2 separate regions of the Homo sapiens genome follow, and region 1 is linked to region 2. A link is a contact called in ENCODE Hi-C data. All regions are on one chromosome and are shown on one strand. Each heading gives the region's core, a stretch centred on a gene start or an enhancer-like site at or near the end of the contact. The rest is flanking DNA. Distances are from core to core; before and after follow the strand shown. Region 1 has its middle 96 kb from the start of TMEM17. Region 2 overlaps LOC107985767 (a long non-coding RNA gene).

Evidence for each region. Hi-C counts contacts between places; a loop is a spot of excess contacts on that map. Pooled maps may share reads with other maps.
Region 1: a map of psoas muscle shows a loop between it and region 2 (8-fold over the local background). The contact joins two enhancer-like sites. A Hi-C loop is called at or near these places in 2 of 168 maps with a recorded cell type or tissue (Caco-2 and psoas muscle) and 6 of 50 pooled maps.

The regions. Positions count from the first base shown.
Region 1 is chr2:62,406,040-62,413,442 of GRCh38, forward strand. No RefSeq gene overlaps it. Among named protein-coding and RNA genes, the nearest start is that of TMEM17, 96 kb to the right of the region's middle. RefSeq lists enhancers at 2,069-2,118, 3,594-3,683, 3,924-4,003, 4,935-5,694, 5,966-6,155. Within about 2 kb of position 5,917, at least 26 of the 41 ENCODE cell types and tissues checked have a DNase peak (open chromatin) inside an H3K27ac peak, as active enhancers do.
Region 2 is chr2:61,755,174-61,762,422 of GRCh38, forward strand. All of the region lies in intron 1 of LOC107985767 (a long non-coding RNA gene), which reads right to left. Among named protein-coding and RNA genes, the nearest start is that of FAM161A, 95 kb to the right of the region's middle. Within about 2 kb of position 4,003, at least 5 of the 41 ENCODE cell types and tissues checked have a DNase peak (open chromatin) inside an H3K27ac peak, as active enhancers do.

The sequences.
Region 1 (7,403 bases), core at 4,667-7,166, 650 kb after region 2:
TTTTTTTTGAGACGGAGTCTCGCTCTGTCACCCAGGCTGGAGTGCAGTGGTGCGATCTTGGCTCACTGCAACCTCTGCCTCCCAGGTTCAAGCGATTCTCCTGCCTCAGCCTTCCGAGTAGCTGGGATTACAGACGTGTGTCACCACGCCTGGCTAATTTTTTGTATTTTTAGTAGGGACGGGGTTTCACCATTTTAGCCAGGATGGTCTCGATCTCCTGACCTCGTGATCTGCCCGCTTTGGCCTCCCAAAGTGCTGGGATTACAGGCATGAGCCACGGTGCCCGGCCCACATATTTTAAAAATATGCGCAAAATAACACCAATCTCAGACCTGCGTGCAAATCAAACTACAGATTGGGAGGGAAGACACACAAAAATCACGGGAATGGGTCCTGTGGTAAGAGGAGAAAAACGAGATTGGGGATGGGCTGAAGGGGGCCAAAAAATAAGGTTAACTAAAATACAATTGAGTCCAGCGCATACCAACAAAGACGCCATGCCTTGAACCAAGAAGTATGGCTAATTCATTTTGGGCACATGAAGTCTTTGCAAGCAGAAAAAAACTAAACCAAAACAATACATCAGTTAATGTTTAACAGAAGTGGAAACAGAACTCAAGGGAGTGGCTGTGGCTACCCAGAGGTCTAATATGCACCCAGAGGTGGCAGAGGTTGGTCACTGTGAGGTTTGGATAGTGAGGGCAGAGGGTGGCCTCAGGCAACTCCAGGGGAAATCAGGTGACCCGGAACCTTCAGTCCCTGGTGATTACTTCTAAAAGACTGATCTCATTCTGGGGTGACCCCATGTCATGGCCTTGAGTCACTTTACTCACAGAAATTCGGTCTTCCTGAGGCACTGCTGACTGCTTTCAGGGAACTTGATGGTCACAAGATTTTCCCACAAAGATTGTTACCATGGGGTGCTTTCCATCTGTTATTAACCTCAGGTTTCTCCAGCAAAGTCAGCATATCCTGGGAACACAGACTCCTCCCGTCCACTTTTGTTGCCTGCTTTCAGTAACCAAAAGCTGTTTCTCAAACGGCATGTTATAGAACTCAGACTAGGACTGTGCAGCTTATTTTTCACATGGCGGGGACGGGGGAAGTGGTTCTAGCTAACAGCTCTGGTAATGCTTGAAGTCCCACTCTTGGGGAATGAAGGGGAGAAAGATAGATGATGAGTTATTTTCTGTCTCCTGAATCCATCCTTCTCTTCCTTCCTCTTCTCCCTCCTTTCCTTCTCAAACATATATTTACTGCTGAGTACACAACAGGCACTGTGCTAGGCACCATGTGATTTGAGTCTGACATTATCACCTGCCCTCAAGGAGGTTAAAATCTAGTGGGGAGGAAGCAATGATATCAAGCATGATGGAAGCGTAAGGATGCTTTGAGACACGGAGGCAGACAGCTGCATCTGATGGGAAGGTGTCAGAGACAGCTTGGAGGTGGAGCACCTTGAGCTGAGTCTGGAGGAACATAATGGAGTCAAGAAGAATGGGAGGAACCGGGAGAGGTATTCCTGCTGGAGAGGACAGCGTGGGCACTGGCTGGGAGCATGAAACAGCGTGAATCACTGGGAGGCTGACTGTAGTTCATCATGTCTAGGTTTGGTGCTCAGGACTGAACTCAGGCCCTATCTTCTCCCTGAAGCCTGCAGCAGGTGCCCCACCCCATCAAGTTCCAGCCCCCACCGCCCCCCAGCTCCACCTACTGACAGTCGCTTGTTTCCCTTCTGTTCTTTCTCTTAGGAATTTTTTTGGTGTGAAGTCTTCCTTTCCCAGTCTTAGAGAGGGTCCCAAGAGGCCAATGCTTCTCCCACCCAGTGCTCAGAGCTCTTATTCCACCATGGGGATGTCTTGCCCGATTCTGAGTGGGTACAGTGTTCACCGAGGAGGCAGGCTGAGGCAGTTGGTAGCAGCACTGAATCCCACCCCAGCCCATTGGGTTTTCAGTCTGAGGGGCTTCTCCAGTGTGTGCCTGAGCCTGGCTGACACCTGGGCCAGTACGCAGGTGAACATTCTTCTGGGAGGGGAACTGAAAGCCTGTTGTAGCCAGTTTCTCAGTGATCCTGATCTCCTGGTTTTCAGGCCCTTGAATGGTCTCCTGCCACATTGCATCAGGGTCGGTCTGCATGGCCCACAAGTACAGCAGAAGTGATGGCATATGCCTTCGAGGCTAGCTTAAGAAAGACACGGTGATTAGCCTGCATTAGTTTCTGCCTTGGGCTGCTCACTATGGAAGCCAGCTGCTGTGTTGTAAGGATGTTCACGCAGCCCTCTCAGAGGTCCCAGAGGTGAGGAACTGACGCCTCCTGCCAACAGCCATGTGAGGACCCATCTTGGACGTGAATCCTCCCGCCTCATATCAAGCCCTCACGTGACAGCAGCTCTGCTTAATATCTTGACCGCAACCTCATGAGAGACCCTGAACCAGAACAACTCACCTTAGTCGCGTCCAAATTCCTGACTCTAAGTTACCATTAGAGATGACACACGTTTTGCTGTTGAGGCTGCTGTTTCAGGGCAATTTGTTACATAGCAATAGATAACTCATGCAAAGCACTTGGCAACTCTAAGTGGTTTTTCCCACTGCGTGTTTGGGGAGGCTTCTGGACTGGGGTTTTGCCTCCTCTGCCAGACAGGAAATATTAGGGTTCCCAAAAGATCACAGCAGCTCACTCAACAGCTCCTTCCCTCGCTCCTTCTCTCTTCCCAGCAAATTGAAGGTACTTCCCTTTAAGCAACCAAAATCCAACAACAGATGCTTCAACAATAGATGCAAAAAGAAATCTGAATTGGGGGAGGGTGAGAAAAGAAAAATAAGAAAAAAGGGAAGAAAAAGATCCATCCCTGTGAGGTCTGAGAATAAAAGAAGGAAAAGGAAAAGAAAAAAAAAAAAAAAGAAATCACCAGTGAACCCCTACCTGGCTAAAACAGAGTTTTCTCCTCATCTCCACCCCCAGAGGTCTCCAGTCAGGGAGGTGACTGGCCTTGGGCACTGGTACATTCCCAAACACTATGTAAACAAGCCCCATCAGACCCTTCCAGCCTCCGAAGCTGTCATTGCCTCCCTTTTGCTAAGTTGGTATTTAAACCTTTACCTCTGGCTGTACAGCAAGGTACTTATTACCGAGTGCTCCCACATATGAATAGACCTCGTCTTTTTTCCCGTTCGTATGTCTATTGTGAGTCATTTCACAAACCCCCTCCTCAAACCTAAGTTGGTAGAGGAAAAGACTTTTCTCCCAGCACCCTCAAGTCAAAGAAATTCCCAGGGGCTGTCAAGTGAGAAGTTCTGGAGCCCACTGCACTGAGTATTCTCTCTGGTCAAAATGAACTTTCCTAAGAACAACCACCTCCAATAGGGGAGATGCTGCAGGGACCCCAGATACACCCACCACACCCAGATACAAATGGCCAGAGGCCCTTGGAAACACAGCTCCTGGACCTTAGGTCATAGCTGAGGCACCCTCTGACATACACAACGCTGCATCATCGCCTGGTCTGCAGCAGCTTCTTTTTGGGTTTTGGCTTCTTTAACAAACACTTAGTGCTTGCTATGAGTCAGGCTCTCTTCTAAGTATGTTAGAAATATGAAGTCATTTAATCCTCACAACAACCTGCCTAGGAAGGTATTTTTACAGATAAGGATCCTGGGGCACAGAGAGGTGAAACAATTTGCCCAAGGCCACACAGTGCATGAGTGGCAGGGCCAGCCTGGCTCCATGCTCTGCCCTGAGATGAGAATGGACCCAGGGTCCATTTAGTGAGCATTCTGTGCCACCAGGGCACTGTTTCTTGGCCAGCACTCCTGGGGCTGGACAGGGTTGTGTATGTTGGTTTGGGCTGGGGGGAATCCAGGGGTCCATGTCCAAGCAGGGCATCAGCTCTTGAGGAAGCAAGGCCATGGCCTTACTAGAGAGAACTTCGTCTTCCAGGGCCAATCTCCACAGTCAGCTGAGGGTCTGCCTGAGCCCTGCCCAGGGTAGGAGGGGCTCTTGTGCGCAGGCTCATACCTGCTTCCTCACCCCTGCCAGGTTTGCCCCTATGTTTCCCACCTTCCTGGACCAGTGCCCCTCAACTAAGGGCAGTTTTGTCCCCCAGAAGACATCTGACAATGTCTAAAGGCATTTTTGATAGTCATGACTAGAAGGCTGCTACTGGCATCTAGTGAACAGAGGCCGGAGATGCTGCGAAACAGCCTACAATGCACAGAACAAAGCCTCACCACAAAGAATGGTCTGTCAGTAGTGCGGCGGTGAGAAGCCATGATCTAGGCCCACCTCACGGCATCCTTAAGGCTGAGAACCCCTCCCGTGTGATCTGTGTCTTGTTACAGCAGGGGTCCAGCGTCCTTGGAGGGCCACACCCATCCTCACTTTGGCGTCTCCCAGAGGCTACAACAGAAAGTGAAGGACTCAGTTTGTACTGCAGCCTCAAGTTCTTGGAAATAAAATAAGGATGTTGAGGTCCTGGTAAATGTGGTGGCCATTATTTTGCATCAGGCTCTGTGCTGAGCACTTTATATATTTTATCTTATGTCATTCTCATAAGCCAGTCTGTGATGCTATTATTATCCTTCTTTTATAGATTGGGAAACTGAGGCTTTAAAAAAGTAGCTTGCTCAAGGTCACACAGCTAATAAACCTGGTGACAGTCTGCTTTCTAGCCTAACCAGGCCCTGGTATACATACTTAGGAAAGTAAACATGGTAAATGCCCAGGGAGAGCCCACTCTTGGCCTGGCTTATGTCCTCCCCTGGGATCAGCACCCCTCACTCCACAGCACAGTTGCAGCTGAAGCTCTCAGGGCCAGCTAATTCTCTTCCCCTCTCTGGTTCTTACAGAAGGAAGGGGAAGAGTACAGAGAAGCAAGAGTAGGGTTAATTTTTGTGCAGGGACAGTTAAGACAGAGAGGAAGGGGCAGGGAAGAGATGGACAAGGGAGGGAGGCCTGGGAGCTTTTTATTATTTATTATAGCAGGGGAAAGAATGGGAGGTTTGTTTCTAAGCCATAAATACTCTCCTTTGATCCCTGTGTCTATCAGAGATAAATTAGTCACTCTTAGGCCTCAGAAATTAATGACTGTCCTAATGATCACCCTAAGTGACCTTGCAGCATTCCTAATTCTCACCACTCCCTGCAAAGTAGCTGTGTCAGGGTTTGGCAAGGTTTGGGGATGAGGCAGGACTGAGCGGGATGAAGGTGTAATTTCATTCCTCAGCCCCAGCCTCACTTTGCAGAGATGAAATTGGCCTCTACTCCTAAGGCCAGAGAACAGTCAGAACCAGATCCCAACTTCTGGGCTCTGCCCTCCCTGGCTTTGCTTCAAGCACAGGGATGGGGAGCACTGCGTAAGGAAGCTTCAGGGCCCTGTGGAATTCTGACCTGGGAGAGGGTGGATCCCCTAGGGGTGTGCAGGCCTGCGAGGGGCACCTGAAAGCAAGAGGGCATTTGGATCAGGTTAACATCTGACCTCTCAGCAGGCCCTGCCCATTCAGACTGGGGAAGAGCTTTGAAGTTTCCTTTGTGTGATGTTTTCATGGCCCTGATCCTACTGTACTGGAATTAGCCCGAGGCCCTGCCCCTTCCCTGGAGATTTGTTCCCCAACTGCAAAAGTCTTAGAAAAATACCGCAAGCTCCACCCACCATCCCCACACCACTGAATGCTTTTTCCTTAGGCTAAAATACCAGGGAGGAAAAGGCCTCAGAACCCCCACCAGGAGACATTCTGTGCGTGTTTACAGTTTCTCAAGTGGAAAGCAAGGACCCCTGGAACCAGATCTGAGGGCAGGTGCTTCCCAGATAAGCATGTTATGGGGTGGGGAGGATGGAGTAAGGGAGGGAGAAGCAAGATTGTCCCTGGAGGCTTCCCAAGCCACGGGCCAGGTCCAGAACAGCAAGGCTGTGGGTTCTGGCCAGAGAGAAGAGGAAGCTGGTGAAGCCAGGCCTTCCGGCCGTGCTCAGTGAGCAAACCATTGTGCCTAGTGTGGCCAAATATCCATCTCGGGGATCTCTCTCTGAGCACCAATGGCTTCTCCTATACTATTGCTCAAGTCCACCATAAAAGCAGTGTTTAAAAACGAAGGGAGAGGAAGACAAAAGAGAGGAAAGCGGAGAGAGAAACGGGAGGAGACGGAGAGAAGCAAGGAATCCCAAACTAGACTGCTAGATTCTGCTAGATTCGGCTTTTCAGAGTAAAGACTCTGAGCAATAGTGCCATCTTGTGGCTATGAGTAGGAATTACAATTAGTTTTCTCTCTCTCTCTCTCTCTCTCTCTCTCTCTCTCTCTCTCTCTCTCTCTCTCTCAATCTCTCTCCCCCCCTCCCTCCCTCCCTCTCTCTCTCTCTCTCTCTCTCTTTCTCTCCCCCTCCCTCCCTCCCTCTCTCTCTCTCTCTCTCTCTCTCTCTGTCGTCTACTCATGGTGTTTGCAACTGCAGGGGCACAAGCCATGGATTTTGTTTCCACCCGAGACAATTGCCTCTCCCCCGACACCTACACCCCAAACTACTCCAGACTCTGCACCCTCTTCTACACACCTCTGGGGTGAGTCCACATTTGCCCAGTAGAAATACCTGCTATCTGATGTTTGACTCAACTCTAAGACTCATTCAACAAATATTTATTGTGCTTTTATTATGTGCCAGGCACTGTCCTAAGATCTGCGGACCTGACTATAAATAAAAATGTCTCCTTTCATGCACTTTACATTTTAACTAGGGAGGCAAATATTAAACACATACATGTAAAATATAATGGGATGTAGTAACAAGTGCAATAAAGGAAAATAAGGCAGGGGATTCAGGGCTATTTCAGATAGGGTAATTGATGAGCTACAACTTTTTTTTTTTTTTTCAGAGATAAGGTCTTGGTGTGTTGCCCAGGCTGGTCTTGAACCCCTAGCCTTAAGCAGTCCTCCTGCCTCAGCCTTCCAAAGTGCTGGGATTACAGGTGTGAGCCACTGTGCCTGGTGCAGTCGCAACTTTTATCAGCACAGATATCTGCTAATATCTGTGCAAAGGCATAGATGAGGTGAGGGAGTAGGGCAGGTGAGTATCTGAGGGAAAAAGGACCTACAAACACAAAGACCAAAGCCGTCTGTCTGGATCTTCCCTGAGATGTGACTCCAGAGTAGCAGCCAAAGAATATGACACTCAGGAAGTCATCTAGGGTTCGAGGTGCTAAAGCCAACTTTTTTCTTTTTCCTTTTTTGAGACAAGGTCTTTCTCTGTTACCCAGGCTGGAATGCAGTGGCGCAAACACGGCTCACTGCAGCCTTGATCTCATGGACTCAATTGATCCTCCCACCTCAGCCTCCCTAGTAGCTGGGACTACAGGTGGGTGACCCCATGCCCGACTAATTTTTGTATTTTTTGTAGAGATGATTTTGCCATGTTGCC
Region 2 (7,249 bases), core at 2,753-5,252:
GAACCCACTCTAATCAAGACTTCCTTCCACTGTTTCACTGAAACTGCACTTATGAAAATGACCAATGACCTCCATGCGGTCAAATCTAAAGGACAAATCTCAATTCTTGTCTTGTTCTGCCTATCAGTAGCATTTGTCTTATTGGTTGGTCTCTTTTTCTTTTATGAGACAGAGTCTCACTCTCTCGTCCAGGCTGGAGTGCAGTGGCATGATCTCGACTCACTGCAAGCTCCACCTCCCAGTTTCATGCCATTCTCCTGCCTCAGCCTCTCAAGTAGCTGAGACTACAGGCACCCGCCACCACGCCGGGCTAATTTTTGTGGGTTTTTTTGTATTTTTGGTTTTTTTGTATTTTTAGTAGAGATGAGGTTTCACCGTGTTAGTCAGGATGATCTCAGTCTCCTGACCTCAGGTGACCTGCCCGCCTCGGCTTCCCAAAGTGCTGGGATTACAGGTGTGAGCCACCGTGTCCAGCCTGAGACCCTTTCTTCACCTTGTCTCCAAGACACCACCCTCCATGGTTCTCCTCATAGCTCAATTGCATTCGTTCTCTGCATTCTTTGTTGAGGCCTCCTTTATTTTCCTAAGCTTTAAAAACTGGTGTACCTGGGTCACATTGCATAGACCTTTTCTCTTCTCTATCTACATATCCTCACTCCTCGCTGTTCTCAACCAGTCCATGACTTTAAATACCATTTATATGTTATTGCCTCCCAAATTCATATTATCTAGTTGTCTTAGTCTGTTTTTGCTGCTATAACAAAATATCACTGACTGGGTAATTTATAAATAATAGAAATTTATTTCTCACAATTTTGGGAGCTGGGAAGTCCAAGATCAAGGTGCTGAAAGATTCAGTGTATGATAAAGGGCTCTATCTCTGCTCCCAAGATGCTGTCTTGTTGCTGCGTCCTTTACAAGAGACAAATGCTGTGTCCTTACATGGCAGAAGAAATGAAAGGGCCAGGCAGCTTTTACAAGGGCATTAATCCCATTCAGGAGGTCAGGGCCCTCATGGCCTAATCACCTCCCAAAGACCCCACCTCTTAATGCCATCTCCTTGGGGTTTAAGTTCCACACATATGAATTTTGGAGGGACACACACATTCAAACAATAGCACTAGCCCAACTTCTTACCCAAATTCTAGAAATATGCATTTATCCAGCAGGCTATGTGACATCCCCATTTGGATGTCTACAGGCATCTAAACAAGCCAAAAACAAAACTGATCTGAAGAGCTTCATATTGCTCTTCATTCAGCTCACCATTTCATAATAGTAACTCCATTCTTCCACTTGCTCAGGCCCAAATCTGGGAATCATTCTTGACTCTTACTCCTCCTCTCACGTCCCACATGCACTCCATTAGAACACCCAGTGTTCCATTCCTGCAAAACCTATTCATAGTCGGACTGCTTCTCACTACCTCCTGCTCTGCCAGTTTAGTCCAAATCACCATCATTGCTTGCCTGAATCATTGCGATAGCCTCACAATTGATGCTCCACTTCTATCCATGGCCCCCTCACTCGATTTTTTACCCAGTGAAGTGATACTTTTAATATTCAAGTTAGATCATGTTCGTTTTCTGTTTAAAACTCTCCTGTGGTTTCCCATTCTACTCAGGATGAAATAAGCTCTTCTACGATGTGTCTATACCACCACGATCTCCACCCACTCTTATCTCATTTCCTATAGCTTTCCATTGTTCACCCTAGTCTGTCCACAATGGTATCCTTGCCATTCCTCAGTTATGCCAAGCACACCCCGTCTCAGAATCTTTGTACTTCTAATATTCTCCAGACATTCATAGGTAATACCCTAACTTCCTTAATAGCTAGGCCTTTCCTAACTACCCCCGTATAAAATAAATTTTCTCATCTCTCTCTGTCCCCTTACCCTGATTTTTTTTTTAATTAGCTGCCTCAGGACATCTTCGAATACCTTGATTTATTATTCTTCATAGCATTATTTTATAATATTTCATTTTTAAATAATTATAGAGTCATACGTAGTTGTAAGAAATTATACAAAGATTCTGTGTGCCCTTTACTCAGTTTCCCACAATGGTCACATTTTACAAAACTGTAGTAAACTATCACGACTAAGAAATTGACATTGCTGGCCGGGCGCGGTTGCTCACACCTGTAATCCCAGCACTTTGGGAGGCCGAGGCGGGCAGATCACGAGGTCAGGAGATCGAGACCATGCTGGCTAACACGGTGAAACCCAGTCTCTACTAAAAATACAAAAAGAAATTAGCTGGGCGTGGTGGCGTGCGCCTGTAGTCTCAGCTACTCGGGAGGCTGAGGCAGAATGGCGTGAACCCGGGAGGCGGGGCTTGCAGTGAACCAAGATCGCGCCACTGCACTCCAGCCTTGGGCGACAGAGCGAGACTCCGTCTCAAAAAAAAAAAAAAAAAAAAAAAAAAAAGAAATTGACATTGCTACAGTCAAGATACAGAGTATTTCCACAGTTCCACTACCCCAGAATCCTTCATGCTGCCCTTTTATAGCCACACCCACTTCCCTTCAACCCCCACCCCCTCCTTAACCCCTGACAACCACTAATCCGTTCTCTATTTCTATCGTTTTGTTACTTCAAGAATGTTATATAGCACAGGCACAGTGGCTCACTTTTGTAATCCCAGCACTTTGGGAGGCGGAGGTGGACGGATCACTTGAGGTCAGGAATTCAAGACCAGCCTGGCCAACATGGTGAAACCCCATCTCTACTAAAAATACAAAACTTAGCAGGGCATGGTGGCACGTGCCTGTAATCCCAGCTACTCGAGAGGTTGAGGCAGGAGAATCTCCCGAACCCAGGAGGCAGAGGTTGCAGTGAGCAGAGATCACACTGCTGCACTCCTGCCTGGGCAACAGAGGGAGATCCGTCTCAAAAAAACAAAAAACAAAACAAAAAACAAAAAACAAAACCACAACAACACAGATTCCTGGGGTCCATCTCCAGAGTTATTGATTCAGTAGGTCTGGGGTATGGGTCAAGAATCTGAATTTCTGACTAGTTCCCTGATGATGCTGATGCTGCTGATTCATGGACCACACTTTGAAAATAACTGTCTTAGAACATTTTAAAATTTCCCTCCTCATCTTCACCTGCCTGATTTATTACTTAACCTTTAGTCCTTCCCTCATCTCAATACATGGTGTTCCATGACACACTGTACTTACCTCATCACCTATCATACTCTACTGTAAAATCTTATTTAAATGTTTCTTGCTCACCAGACTGTATCCTCAACACCTAGCACAGAGTCTGGCACAGAATAGGCACTCAATTTATATGATGACTGAATAAATTCCTTAATTTTGACACTTTAATAGATTCAACTGAAGCAATATCTGTACAGCCATAGGATATTTAGAAGGAAATGCTCCTATGTACTAGAAATAAGAAATGAAAACATCAAGGCAAGGATCTCTTGATTGATAGGTTTAAGGAAAAATACATTAAGGTTTTTTTAGTTAAGATTTACTCGGAAGTTTTTGTGTTTATTGCAGTTCATTTCAACCAAAACACCACACTGAAATAATGATGGACAACAAAGGTCAAGAATTCAAGTTGATTAAAAACAAACAAACAAACAAACAAACAGAAAACTTGACCTTTTTTTTTTTTAATAATTGCTTCAAAGTCTGTATTTTGTTCTTCTAAAAGTGCACTCTTGCTGGGCGTGATGGCTCACACCTGTAATCCCAGCACTTTGGAAGGCCAAGGCAGGTGGATCACCTGAGGTCAGGAGTTCGAGACCAGCCTGGCCAACTTTGTGAATCCCCATCTCTACTAAAAATACAAAAATTTGTCAGGCGTGGTGGCGGGCGCTTGTAATCCCAGCTACTTGGGAGGCTGAGGCAGGCGAATCACTTAAACTAGGGAGGCAGAGGTTGCAGTGAGCTGAGATTGCACCATTGCACTCCAGCCTGTGCAATGGAGCAATATTCTGTATCAAAAAAAAAAAGGGCACTCTTTGCCTTCAGACTAAACACCCCAAACCACAAGACTATCTAACACAGCCAAGCCTTGAAAACAACTCTTTGACTCACATCTGGCCAGATGTTGAAATCTGAACATATTTGCTTGTAGAGGTCTACAAATCATAGTCTAAAATTTCAAAACAAAGAAAAAAACTGTAGAAACCTGAAGTTTTTCATAAGTTCGTGGCAAACTCATTTAGCAGCAAAATCTGACCTGAACAGATGTGTATCTGTTTCTAGCCTTTGTTTATCCTACTTATGGTTAATACTAATGCATTTTTTGCATGCATATTTTGGTTTGATTACAAGATTCTGCTCCAGATCCTGCTGGGCTGTTACAGAATATATGGGATATGCATTATATTCCTGTCTAAAATCCTGATAACTCTCAGTTCTGAAACACATCTGGCAAGAAAGAATTTGGATACAGGATTATGTCCCTATGCTAAGAATGAGATATGAATTTCTCTTAATCTCTGTTATCTAGTCTACTCTAAATATTTATCCAAATTATACCCTCTGTTATCTTATTGTTTTGTATGTGAAAATCAGTCTTGAAAGTAGTTTTCTTCATTTTATCTATTTTAATATCAGTTGAATGTGTTGGAAATTCAATGTTCCTATTCATATGTTAGACTTTCTTTTTAAATCAGGTTATAGGAAATTCTATACTTCTTTGGGATCCTTGTGGCTCACTTACATCAGATGAATCATCGTCATCCTCATATGAATCATCGCCAGAACAATTTCAAAGCATAGAACTATAAAATATATCTAGTGGATAACATTATTTTGGAATGCATTTGGAAGATTAATGTCACATTTAAAAGCCATTGACATTTGGTAGTCTCAACAGATGAAAGCCAAATTTTTGCAGATTAAGATGTGAAGGGGGAATGACAAACTGAAATTATTGCAAAGAGCAAAAAAAAAAAATCCACCTAAAATATATTTAGGAATGAACTGAACAAGAAATGTATGGATCTATGTGAAGAAAATGCTACTGGGAAACTTTAAAAGAAAACTTGGGTAAATGGAGGACCACATGTTTTCAGGTGGCATATTTAGTTTCAAAACAAAGAAAAGTCAGTCAGGTGAGCTTAAATTGAAAGGGGTTTATTTTATTTTATTTTATTTTATTTTATTTTATTTTATTTTATTTTATTTTATTTTATTTATTTTTTGAGATGGAGTCGTGCTCTGTCACCCAGGCAGGAGTACAGTGGTGCGATCTCGGCTGACTGCAACCTCCGCCTCCCAGGTTCAAGCGACTCTTCCGCCTCAGCCTCTCGAGTAGCTGGGATTACAGGCGCGTGCCACCATGCCCGGCTAATTTTTGTATTTTTAGTAGAGACAGGGTTTCGCCATGTTGGTCAGGCTGGTCTCGAACTCCTGACCTGAGGTGATCCCCCTGCCTCTGCCTCTCGAAGTGCTGGGATTATAGGCATGAACCACCACGTCTGGCCAAAAAGGGGTCTATTTGAAGGAGGAGAGGGGGTACCTTGTGGAGATCCCTAAGAGTGGACAGGGCAGTAGAGCCTTAGTAGTGGCAAGCTAGGACCTGGAAAGCCCCAGAACCATGGGCAGGTAATCCATCATACCCCTCTGGGGCCACAGGACTTCATAACTGCTTCTCTGTGAATCTGCTTCTTTCTGCAGCCTTGCTTTCTCTGTACTGCATACATGTAGATCAAACATCTCTCCCTCCTTTTCCCTTACTTTCTAGGTCAAGAGACAAGTTAAAACCATGTAACTGCACATTTCCAGGAAAGAGAATCTGATTGGACCAGCTTGAATCAGTTTTCTACCCGCCTCTATTCCAATCAGCTATGGCAAGGGAGAAGCGGGTTAATAAAGGATAAGGATGCCAACTGGGATGTGGGGAAGTGCTGGAGCAAACTGCCTGGCATGTGCATTATAAATAGATGAGCACGTCCATATTGTGGAAAGGCAACAGGACAAGAGGACAGGCTCTGGGGTCAAATTGCCTGGCTTTGACTTTTGACCTTGCCACTTATTAGCAGCTTCACTTTGGACAAATTATTCAATTTCTTTTTCTTTTTTGAGATGGAGTCTCGCTCTGTCACCCAGGTGGGAGTGCAGTGGCGTGATCTCGGCTCACTGCAACCTCCACCTCCCAGGTTCAAGCAATTCTCCTGCCTCAGCCTCCCGAGTAGCTGGGACTACAGGTCCGTGCCACCATGCCCGGCTAATATTTTGTATTTTTAGTAGAGATGGGGTTGCACCGTGTTAGCCAGGAGGTTTTGATCTCCTGACCTCGTGATCTGCCCGCCTCAGCCTCCCAAAGTGCTGGGATTACAGGCGTGAGCCACCGCGCCTGGCCAAATTATTCAATTTCTTTATGCCTCGGTTACCCCATCTGTAACATGAGGGTGATAATAGTTGTGTGGATTAAATAACACAAATAACACTTTGTAGAAACTACATAAGTATGTATTACTTTTATAAAGATGTCTGTTTCCCCTAAATTAGTCAATAAAAGTACTGCAATCGCAATCAAAATTACAATTTTTTTTTTTTTTTAAGACAGAGTTTCGCTCTTGTTGCCCAGGCTGGAGTGCAATGGTGTGATCTCGGCTCACCGCAACCTCCATCTCCCGGGTTCAAGTGATTCTCTTGCCTCAGCCTCCCGAGTAGTTGGGATTACGGGCATGCGCCACCACAGCAGACTAATTTTGTATTTTTAGTAGAGATGGGGGGGCGTTTCTCCATGCTGGTCAGGCTGGTCTCGAACTCCCGACCTCAGGTAATCCGCCCGCCTCAGCCTCCCAAAGTGCTGGGATTACAGGCATGAGCCACCACACCCGGCCACAATTGTTTTTTAATTTGACAAAGTTTAAAGTTACCATGGAAGAAATAATATATCTCTGGAGAGGATGGCAGGGATAGCCTCTGCCATCCTGGGAAGAGCACAGATTTATACACTATTGGTAATGTTCTAGGTTAGGTTGAGGTTGGCTTCATATTATTACGCTTTTAAACTTACATATATTACAAAATTCTATTTTATGTGTATTAAATATATTTTTAAGGACAATTCTTAAAGACTAGTAAGCAGAGATTTATCCCATCAGAAATTTTTAAATCATCTAAAGGTATGTTAAAACAGTATTACTGCCCAGCAACAGATAAATCAATGAGGCAGAAAAAGTACATACGGACATTTAGTACAGTCATCCCGTGATATCTGTGTGCGACTGTTTCCAGGAACCCCCGCGGATAACAAGTCCATTAC